Regions from separate parts of the Mus musculus genome. Here region 1 is linked to region 2. The links are chromatin loops, found by intact Hi-C in ENCODE. Cell type or tissue: left cerebral cortex. All regions are shown on one strand. Each heading gives the region's core, and the rest is flanking DNA. Links, peaks and the distances in the headings are about the cores only.

The links. A loop is a pair of places that touch in the nucleus more often than their neighbours do. Peaks named below come from ENCODE experiments on the same cell type or tissue, not always from the same donor. Only the 100,000 strongest peaks of a DNase experiment are listed, where the experiment ranks them.
Region 1: it touches region 2 in a loop (6-fold over the local background); 15 of 42 quality-filtered maps call a loop at or near these places.

Annotation. Positions count from the first base shown.
Region 1 is chr1:160,181,990-160,187,371 of GRCm38, reverse strand. No RefSeq gene overlaps it. Among named protein-coding and RNA genes, the nearest start is that of Mrps14, 11 kb to the left of the region's middle. In left cerebral cortex, for the core only: a CTCF peak has its summit at 2,656 (motif pointing right); DNase peaks (open chromatin) are centred at 2,672 and 3,716.
Region 2 is chr1:160,097,322-160,102,703 of GRCm38, reverse strand. It overlaps Tnn (tenascin N), which reads left to right. Exons shown (of 22, transcript NM_177839.3): 19 at 4,395-4,491; 20 at 5,343-5,382. Among named protein-coding and RNA genes, the nearest start is that of 4930562F07Rik, 22 kb to the right of the region's middle. In left cerebral cortex, for the core only: a CTCF peak has its summit at 2,861 (motif pointing left); DNase peaks (open chromatin) are centred at 1,468 and 2,812; H3K27ac peaks cover 434 bases.

The DNA.
Region 1 (5,382 bases), core at 227-5,226, 85 kb before region 2:
CAGAACCTACATGATAGCTCTCTTCTGGCTGCCATGGGCACTGGACAGGCATGTGATGTACAGACATGTATGAAGGCAAAATACCTGCACAATAAAATGAAATAAAGTAAAATAAAAACAGGACAGTGGGGGCTGGCTGGACTGTTCAGCAGGTAAAAGCACTTCCCACCAAGTCCGCTGACCTGAGTTTGATCCTCAGGACCCACTCGGTGGAAGGAGAGGACCTGGTTCTTCAACGTGTCCCCTGACAGAGGTACGCTGTGGAATGCATGAACTCCAACCCCACCCCACAGAATGAATAAGTATAATAAAAATGTTTTAAAATCTGTTGCTTGTTGAGTGTAATAGTTCATACTTGCTTCCTAGCACTTAAGAAGCTGAGGCAGGAGGATCATCATGAGTGTGAGGTCAGTCTTGGCTACATAGAAAGACACACTCTTAAAAAAAAAAGTCTAGGATGACTAAGATCAAAACCTCAGGTGAATGTGTGTGCTGGGAGGAGGTGGAGCAAGGGTTGCTGGTGGGAGTGCAAAGTTATACAGCCACTCTGGGAATCAAATAGACAAACATCAGTCCCTGACACTACTAATGATACTCTGCTATCCTTGTAGAGAGAAGTCTAGCATGACTGCACTCTGAGAGGCTCCACCCAGCAGCCACCTCAGACAGATAGATACAGACACCCACAGCCAAACAGTGGATGGAGCTAGGGAACTCTTATAGAATGGGAGGAAGGGTTGCAGCCCCTAGGGGAATAGGAGCTCCACAGGAAGACTAACAGAGTCAACTCACCTGGACCCTTGGGGCTCTCAAAGACTGAACCACCAACCAAAGAGCATACAAGGGCTGGACCTAGGCTTTCCCACACATATGTAGCAGATATACAGTTTGGTCTTCATATGGGTCCCGAACATCTGGAGGGAGGCTATCTTAAAAACTGTTGCCTGTTTGTGGGACATGTTCTTCTAGCTGGGCTGTCTTGTCTGGTCTCAGTGGGAGAGGAAGGGCCTAGCCTCGAAGAGACTTGAAGTGCCAGGGTGGGGAGGTACCCAAGGAGATACCTCCCATTCACAGGAGATGGAGTGGGGAAGTATTGTGGGAGGGGCTCACTGGGAGGGGGGAAGTGAGATGGATATAAAGTGAATAACTAAGAAAAAAATGAAAAAAAATCTGTTAAAAAAAAGTCTAGGGCTGGGTGTGGGGTGCAAGCCTTTAATCCCAGTACTGGGGAGGCAAAGGCTGAGACTCTGAGTTCATGGCCAACCTGGTTTACAAAGCAAGTCCAGGACCGCCAAGGCTTAGAGAAAGCTTGTCTCAAAAGTCTCTTCCCCCTAAAAAGTCTAATGGGCTTCAAATACACACACACACACACACACACACACACACACACACACACACACACACACATGCATATTTCTGGCAATCTTATGATTTAAAAATTTCCACATCCCCTATAATTTACATATATTACTTTAATACTTACGTGTATACAGAGGTTAATTTATAAACAACTGGTTTTCATCATCTAATGACTATCATTTCCACATAACATATTTTAATTATTTGATTTTGTATTTTCTGTGTGTGAGTGTTTTGCCTGTATTTATGTCTATGTGCACACTACCTTGTGTGCCTGGTGCCCATGGAGGCCAGAAGAGCAAATCAGGTACCCAGGGACTGGAATTACGGATAGTAAGTGCTGGGAATCGAACCTGGGCCTCTGGAGCCATCTCTCCAGCACACACCCATCGCCATGTTTTTAAAGTGTGTTTTTCAGTGGTGAAGGAAACGGTCATTCCTGGTACCAATCAGTATCCTTTGTTTATCCCCAGGGACAAGGCTTTCAGTGCCATGCCCAAAGCATCAAGAGATTAAATTTAACAAATGTTTGCTTCCTTCACATTTATTATAGTGCAGAGTTATCCACCCTCTCTTTTGTCTTCATTCTCTGGCTCCTCTGCTGTGTCCATTCTGCTGTCTCTATGGTTTATAACTTACTCCAGTACAGGATGGATGGTTTCCTTACTATCTCTGATTAGGGAGGACTAAAGAACTGTTTCCTTTTTAAATTTTGTAACGAGGAAGTAATGGAACTAACTTGGCACCAGCCTCTTAGTCCCAATTAAGAGTGTCTATGTGGTTTGTTCTTAATCCATGTCTGTGACCATGATAAGTCACCAGCATCCTTGGCTCTCCTGTTCCCCATCTGCCCTTGTAGAGCTTCGCAGGGCTGACTTTTTCTATGGCCTTTCACACTAGAGCTGGGTGTGTCTGCATTCATAAGAACTAGAGTTCTTGGACAGAGGAACAAACTCCAAACAGGAAGAAAGTGGGATTGGAGAACACGTAGAGGATAACAGAAAGGTGCATGCAACAGTTTTCCCCCCTCCCTCTCTCCCTCTCTCCCCCTCTCTCTCTCTCCCCCTCTCTCCCTCTCCCCTCTTTCCTTCTCCCCTTCTTTTCTGCTCTCAGCTTGAAAATGGTGTATATAGATGAAACTACTGTTCTTGTTATGTATCTGCCTTTGTTTAAACCCCACCAAATAATAATTCTATTGGTTAACTAGCATGGCGGCAGTGATCCCGGAGGCTGCCTCTTGCTTACATGCCTGTGAGACTCCTTCAGGAGTTTAGTGCTGTGAGCCATTTTGGACACAGGATGGCAGTACGACCACATCAGAACTCTAACAGCCAGGATCTCTAGGCAGATTCTAGGTCTCTCCTGTGTTTGTGTCCCCGCTCCCACCCCCCAGCTGCATTCCAAATAAAATGATAACACCGTGTCTATCATTAGATAGGATTCATGTCTGGGATTAATTTGCTGCCTTTACCAGCAAAAGAGGCCACATATTGTGTAGGGGCCTGTGCTCAATAAAAACTGCAAGGGAAGCACTGTCAGAGGAAGTTAACATGAAGCATTTTCCTTTCTTTCCCAGACTCTCAACTTGTCACAGATTTTTATTTGCTATTTAATAAAGAAAAATGAAATCATTAAATTCAATTTTAAGCCATTAGCAGGAATTGAACCACTCATTTCTAGATTATGCAATGCTAGTTCACAATGCAAAGTATGAACATTTTAATTGCATGCAGAATCACTGAGATTATACAATTCATATTTAATAATGTGTGACTGCCTATGCATCTCGTTCTTACCAGAACAGTGTGAATAGTGCATAAAACTAACTCAGCGGCTTTAATTTCTTTTCTTGATAGGCGTGTGCTCATGCTTGTACTCAATGGGAGGTTAGGGAGGAGTCAAGTCGCAAATAAATCCATGTCAAGTGGAGATGTGTTCTGGAGAATGAAGCAGGAAAGAAAGAGAATTGTGGTGGGAATCTCTGTGAGATCATGTAATAAGAGAAGGACTTTCATTGACATTTAAATGGAGATCTGGAGGACATGAGGGATCAGGCCCAGAGGTTTCTAAGGGAAAACATTCCAGGCTTCAGAAAGAATAACAGATATAAACATGTAAAGGGTGTGCAGTGGGAGATGCTTTAACAAAGTTAAATAAGGTAGAGAAAGCAGGAGAGGTCAGAACAGCGGGGCTCCTAGCATCCCACAAAGGGCTTCGAATTCCCAACATGAACTGCAGTAGAGTTCAACACTTCCAAATTGCTTATGAATTGATAAATGGCCTCACCAGGAACAGCAATAGCTGTCTTCTTTTCTTTCCTACAGTACTAGCCACCACTGTGAATTCTCCGGTCTCACCTCCTACTCTAGCTGCTGTTGGGCTGACAAGACCTAAGCAGGCAATTTCTAGTTTAGTTCACTTGTATTAAAAGGCACCATATATTTTACATCAGGTACCTCTCAATTCTTGTCCGTGGATTTCTCTGATGCTGGCTTGGATATCCTGTGAGCCAGAAGCCTGTTTGTCATGCACAGCTTCCCATGTCTGGTGAACTGACACCGGGGAAATACCATAAAATGGGGTATGGGGCGCCTGGGAAGGCCTCAAATAGGTGCTGAGCAATGGTGACCTGAAGTGGCTAACTTGATACTAATGTCATCTTGGTATGGGTTCTCCATTCTTTCTCCCCTCCCCCGCCCCGCCCCCCACTGTCCTCATCGCTTATTTTGTTCTTCACAAATTACTTGCAAACAAACTTTTATTTTGGATCCCACTTTGGGGAGTGGAGAGGGAAACGTAGGTGAGAATTTAGAATATCCCATCCAAACGATGGCCCTCATCCCATTGATTGTGCTGCGACTCTTTCATATCTTTTGTTCCTATTCTTGGTCCTGAGTTCAGAAAGACTTCACCTCTCCTCTGTGCTACAGTTAACTAGATTTGAAACTTCTCTTTTAGCCTTGCCTTTGTACTTCTCTATGGTTTTGTTTTCATTTTTGAGACAGGATCTTTGTACTCCTGACTGGCCTCAAACTCTCCTTGTAGACCAGACGGACATCAATCGTGTGGTGAACTTCCTCCTCCTGTCCCCTGAGTACTGACATTACAGATGTGTGACACCATACAGACCTTTCTCCCATTTTTAGTTGACCCATTATTTCTCCAATATTAGCCCCTACCTTCTTCTATTGTCAGAGACAGTACTGTCACAACACTGCTTGTTTTGGGGAGGTAGCTGCTCAAAATAAAATCCAAAGCCCCAGTGTAATATCCATGACCACAGTAGAACTCCACCTTCCTATCACTTTCCCAAATGCCTCCGAACACACTGGGCCTTTCGTTTCCTAGCTCTTCCCTCCGGTGGTTTCCCTCAAAGCCATTCTTTCAACCAAGCTTTCCATTCAGACCAGCTCAGTTCACACTGGTTTCTGTTGACCAAGAGGATGAGGAGGTTAAGATGAGAGTGTGGTATACAGGGTGTGTCCTGTGTGAGCACTGTTTCATAGATGTGTTTTTAGCCAGTCTGATCCTGCGTATGGGTCTGAAGCTTTCCCCCCAGGGTAGAACTTTTGCTTTGAATTTTATAAAGAGAAAAGAAAAATTTGTTTTTTCAGGTCTCATGGTAAAATAAAGTTCTGAGTGGAGCAAATGTAGGAAAAGCCTTTTAATTGGTATATTATTCATAATGGCTAATATCTAAATAAAGTCAAAGCATTATACACTGGCACCTTTTGAAGTGATGGTAATGGGTAAGATAGTTTCCACTTAGCATGCCCAGCTGAGACAGAGAAGTGTTCCCTTTCCTCCCGGGAGCTTCCAGGAGAAGCTTGCATATTTGTTTTGATTGGTTACAGATAATAGGCATGAAAGAGGTTTCTCTTTCTGAGTCCTGTTTTCCATCTACACAGTCAACGCTTTCTTGACTCGAGGCTTTGGAATTCTTTCCACCTTCTCTGGTTGTGTCCACAGGGCCACCGAACACAGTATTCAAGTTGGCAGTGTAGGACAGGGCCAGACTCATGG
Region 2 (5,382 bases), core at 94-5,093:
GGCAGAAGGACTTTGCCCCCAAGGCTACCCAGACAGCCAGGAGGAGGCTGGAAAGAACATCAGGGAACACTTAAAAGTTTCAAATCTTTCCATCTTGGAAGTGTAAGGGCTGCACCAGGGGCTCTTTCCACAGACAGTTCAATGCAAGTTTGATTTTCCCCTCCTGATTTAGTGAGAAATTTCTCCAGGATGATGACAGTGCTGGATTACAGACCCCAACATAGATTTATTTCCTTTTACTATTTTTTTGAGTAGTTCATTGTAGAGCATTTAAATTTTCAAAATTGATTAAAAGCCTCAATCAAAGCCATCTGATCAAGATGTATAAATTATCTGTGTGGGTCAGTATACTTAAATATGACGTAATACAATGGAAATCAACAATTATTAAGATATAATAACAGTTTATTGTTATCTGTTTGTGCCAGACTCTGCTATGGTATGACTTGCTGACCTCACTGAAGACTTCCTCTAAGCTCTGAGGTCATGGGGCCTAGTTATACTTTGACCTGACAGTTCAGAGAAGCTTGGGCTGTGGGCATAGCTCAGTTGGTAGAGTGCTTGCCTAGCATACTCAGAGTACTGAGATTGTTCTCTGGTAGCACTGAAAACTGGACATGATGCTACACAACTGTAATGTTAGCACATGGGAGGCAGGGGCACAGGGATTAGAAGTTCAAGATGGTCTTGGCTATGTATGAGTTCAAAACCAGCCTGCACATACTGGGACATTTTAAAAATACTAAGCAAAACAATAAAACCCCAAGCCCCAAGCATGCTCACTGGAGATAGAGAAATTGGTATTGCACATTTCATTAGAAAGGCAGGCTCAGAATCAATCCCAGCCTTGGTTGAGGATGCTACTTAACACAGTGGATAGACACATAAGGAATGTCAGCACCATGTCCAGCCTAGATTGCACTGTGAGACAAGAAGAAATCCGAGAGCAGGTTGACACAGGCTCCTTACTAGGAAACAAATCTCCCAAGTGTTCAGAAATACTACTGAGGAAATATACCTGGGAGAGCTAGACTCTCAAACTTTCTGACCAACACTGGACTGTGTATCATCCTTGTTTGAGCCACCAAATGGTTGTGTGGATATGGCTAATTTTCTTGGACTTTGCCATCTGTAAAACGGCATTGTTATTTTTTCCCTCAGAATCAACATTCATTAGATGTCCGGTAAATGGTTGCTATGTTAAGCACAAAATAAATGAAGAATGAAGGAAAAAAAAAAACCAATCAACCAAACAGGAAAAAAAAAAACCCCACCCAATCCAAGCGGGGGAAGCTTTAACAAGTGGGCAACAGGGAGAAAAGGAGCTAAGAACAGCGTGCTAATTAGCTGTGTTACTTCTGTGTGCAATGACTTGCTGTGATTTTCCCTAAATTCTTCTTGTCAGTTTATGCCCATTTATGGGACATTTTTGGAGGACATGTACTGTTCCATCTAGCCTTCCCAGAAACGCTGTGGCAGACTTCTCTTCCCCACTCCTCTCTGCTTTACAGTGAGCTGGCTGGGATCAGAAACCAAAATGACTGACTCACTATCCCCCAGGCCAGAAAGTGTCTGTGGCTGACTTGGAGCCTGGAACATTCTCTTCCCATGGGTGTCTTTATTCAGCACCTCCTCAGCCACAGAGCTGTAGTGGTGCTGAAGGGAGTTAATGGTGAGCGGCCACGTGTGACCTCAGCTCGTGTCACTTTTAGAGAAAAATGTAAAGATTCCACAACCATTAGGTTTCCTTCACCAAATTCAAGGCTATAGATAATAGAATTTCATGTTGGGGCTTCTTCCTTTAGATCAGTACAGGGGAAACAGAGGTAGACATACAATTCTAGACTTTGGTAAGTGGTTGCTAATCATCACTGAATGGGCCACAACGACTTTTAGTTTGGTCTCAAGTTCAAGTGGAATAATAGCATTACTCTTTTCAATACTGTGTGCAGGTGTGTTTGGGTTTAGGAAAGTTTTCGAGTTTATCTCATATAAAGGAGTCTGATTTACTCTGAGGGGGAAGTGGCCTTCTTTTCCCGAGTAGAGATCTTTTCGTATACAAAGCAGCTCATCTTTCTGAAACAGAACCAAATCTCTAGTTCTCATTTTTCTTACTCCTCAGCCCAGCCCAGCCTGCTTCCTGCCTCTCTCTAACCCAGCCCTTGCTGAAGTAATTGGGGATTTTCATGTCACTAAATCCCAGGGAGTTTTGATCTTACATCCCTTCACCCCTCATCAGTACTGGGGACTACTGACCATTATTTCTCGGTTATTACACAATGTTTTTTAGTTTCCTTTCTCTGTCCCTAGCTGCTTCTTCTCTCCCTAACGAGATCATCCATGCCTATGAGCGTATTGGAGGTCTCCAAGGATTGATTTCAGTTCTGACTTTCTTTGTATATGGCAGCATCTTTCCTTCCTCCGACCCCCGTACTTTCACTTTGAATCTCACTGGATCCTTGTGTTCATTAGGACAGCATGATTCCACAGCAATGACAGTGACAAGCCACTCTCCCACTCCCATGCTCTAAGAATACACATGCAGTCACTTCTGAGTGCTGTCTCAGCAGTTCAGGTTGCTTCCGATTTGTGGCTAGGCCATCGCAGCATGTAGCATTTACCAATGTGCATGCCAATGGAAGACAGTGTGGAGAACCCCACCTACTCTGGTCCTCCTGCCTTTAGCTTAGGAATAGTCACATGCTTTTTACTTACCTGCAAAAGAAGTTGAAAACCGTCCTGTGTTCTTGGGACAAGGAGAGTGAAGTAGGACTTGGTGAACTCCTGCCATTTCTCCCAGATACACTTCCAACTTAGAGAGCAAGCCTAGGTCTCTCATCAGCACCCTACCCCCCTCTGCTGGTTACATGAAACCCTGCTTCACCAGGAAACCTCAGAAAGAATTAATACTGGACCAGGGATGTTAATCAGTGGTAGAGTACTTGCTTGGCATGCACAAGACCCTACATTTGATTCCCAGCACAGCTAAAAGGAAAGGAGAACAAACAAACTCCCAACTTACACAGTGTCCCCAAGTGAGCTTGATACAGTTGCAAAAGATGTCCCTCTCAGAATCTTCCTTCTGCAAGAACAGCTGAGTAAATAATTATCCAGTGCTGCAATCAAAACTTCTATAGAACAGGACAGCCCTGGTGGGGTGGGGTAGTTTCTCAAGTCCTAAAAACATGGACTGGAATTCCAACAACCGATCAACTCATGTGTATGTGAACTCTTAGTGTTGACCCACTTTGTCACCATGACTGTCAAGTTTCCTTCTGCCGACATCTGTCTATCTTCAGGGTAGTTTCTTGTCTAACTCACCATCCACTGTGAACAGCACAGTACAGTGGTCTTCAAACTGGTTACCATGTCTTCCACTCCTGCCACTGGACAGGCATTCTCTACACTGTAGCTAGAAGGATCTGGGGAAAACTCTGTTTCCTGTTTAGTCTTCCAAACTTACCATTGCTTTTTACAATGGACCAACATCTTCAACCAAACTGAATCCCACCAGGGCTGACCTTTGCCTGTTTTCCAGCCTCCTCTCCTAGTCCTTCGTGACGAGCACCCAGAATCAGGGTTAGCAGCCTTCCTTTCTCTTCTTGATGCTCCTGCTAACCCTGCAAGCTTCTGATATTTTCCCAGGAGAGTCCTGTTGGCTCTTGCTTAGGTGCAGTCCCACTGTATCTTTCTTCATAGCTCTTATTGTTGGTTTAACTGAATTTTTCTTTGTTGGATTACTTAACTCATGTCTATCTTATTTACTGGAATGTTTGCTCCATTCAGACAGGAACCATTTCAGCTTTATTCATTTTGGCCATCACCTTGTGTGTTTTCTACTTATACAGGAGATGCTCCTGCTGTTCCACAAATACTAAATACTTGCTCTGTTAGGATTCTTGAGAATAAAAATAATTCCTCCTTTCAAATTGTTTAAGTGGAAGATAAAAGACAGCATATATAGAGGTCATGCTCCAAATGAGTTGGAATGGTTGACAGTTATATGCCACAGACAGTAAAGATCTGGAATCTTCTATCATACACAACCAACAACTAGCAATTTATCACCAGCTTTCCCAAGTTTTTCTGTGCTCTAGGATTAAAATTTCTTAAGGGTGGAAGTGTTCCCTGTTAGGTACTATACATTTTCATACCTGGAATATATATTTTACCTAAAATTCTTATTAATGTAATAGACAGTATACTCAATATACTGAGATATAAATAAAAATTGCTTTTAAAGAATTAAGATGTATTATTGCAGGGTCAGTTTATGTGCAGGTCCATAGTGTCCCCTTGCCTCCCAGGGCCACCTGGAAAACACAACTACCATTTCTCTGCCCCTCAATAGTATCTGTACAATGGCAGAGCAAAGCACTCATTTCCTTTTTCAGGTCTTCCAGAGACGGAACACTGGGCAGCTGGATTTCTTCAAGCGTTGGCGGAGTTATGTAGAAGGTTTTGGGGACCCCATGAAGGAGTTCTGGCTTGGTATGATCTCAGAGAATCAGGAAGGTGGGGTTGTGGGGGGATAATATCCCTCTTGATGGGCTGGTCAGGGCATTTATGGAAGCTTCCCATTTTCAAGGAGCCATTCAAGGGACAGGGACACTGTGTTGTATTGGGAAGGGTCTGGCCCAGCAGGGATGGGTGAAGAGATAGGACTGCCTGAGGTGGCTTTTATTCCATACCTAAGCTCTGCAGAATCTTCTCTGAGCCTGGATTTCATATAACTGCAGTAGAAGGACAGTTGATGGATTTGGATCCCAGGCTCTCATTAAGAGGATGTACCAGTGGTCCCTGTAATTCTGCTGGTACAGCCAGACATTAAGGGCCCATTTTCCCTCTGCTCTCTTTTGGAGCAGATGTTCATAGAGAGTTAAATAGCCAATAAAACATCTACTGGGAAATACAAAAATTTAAAAAAAATCGAATCTGGTTATTCAGTGTCTTCCAGAGTAGATGATGTTTGTGCTTAGCTAGGTACAGAGTTCCATTTGAGGTCTGAGGATAGGCAGTTATTTCATCTATTCCTTTACTTTTGAGATGTGTGGACACACAAAAGAGGGCTGGCTTCTGCTTTGGAGAGGTAGAGCCAGTGGGCAGATTACCCCAATACTTTGTCCTCCCTGATGGCATCCCACGATGTCATTAGCATTGCCATGCCAAAGAAATAAGGGTGAGAATATTAGCACCCCAGGAGAAAGAGTTGGGAAAGCTCTTTATTAGCAGAGAAGATTAAATATAAAGATGACTTTTATCTCTGACTGTCTCAGATGCAGACAGTGAGAACTCTTACACACAAGTTGATTGGTTATTTGAATTCCATTCCATGTTTTTAGGACTTGATAAACTACATAATCTCACCACTGGCACCACCAC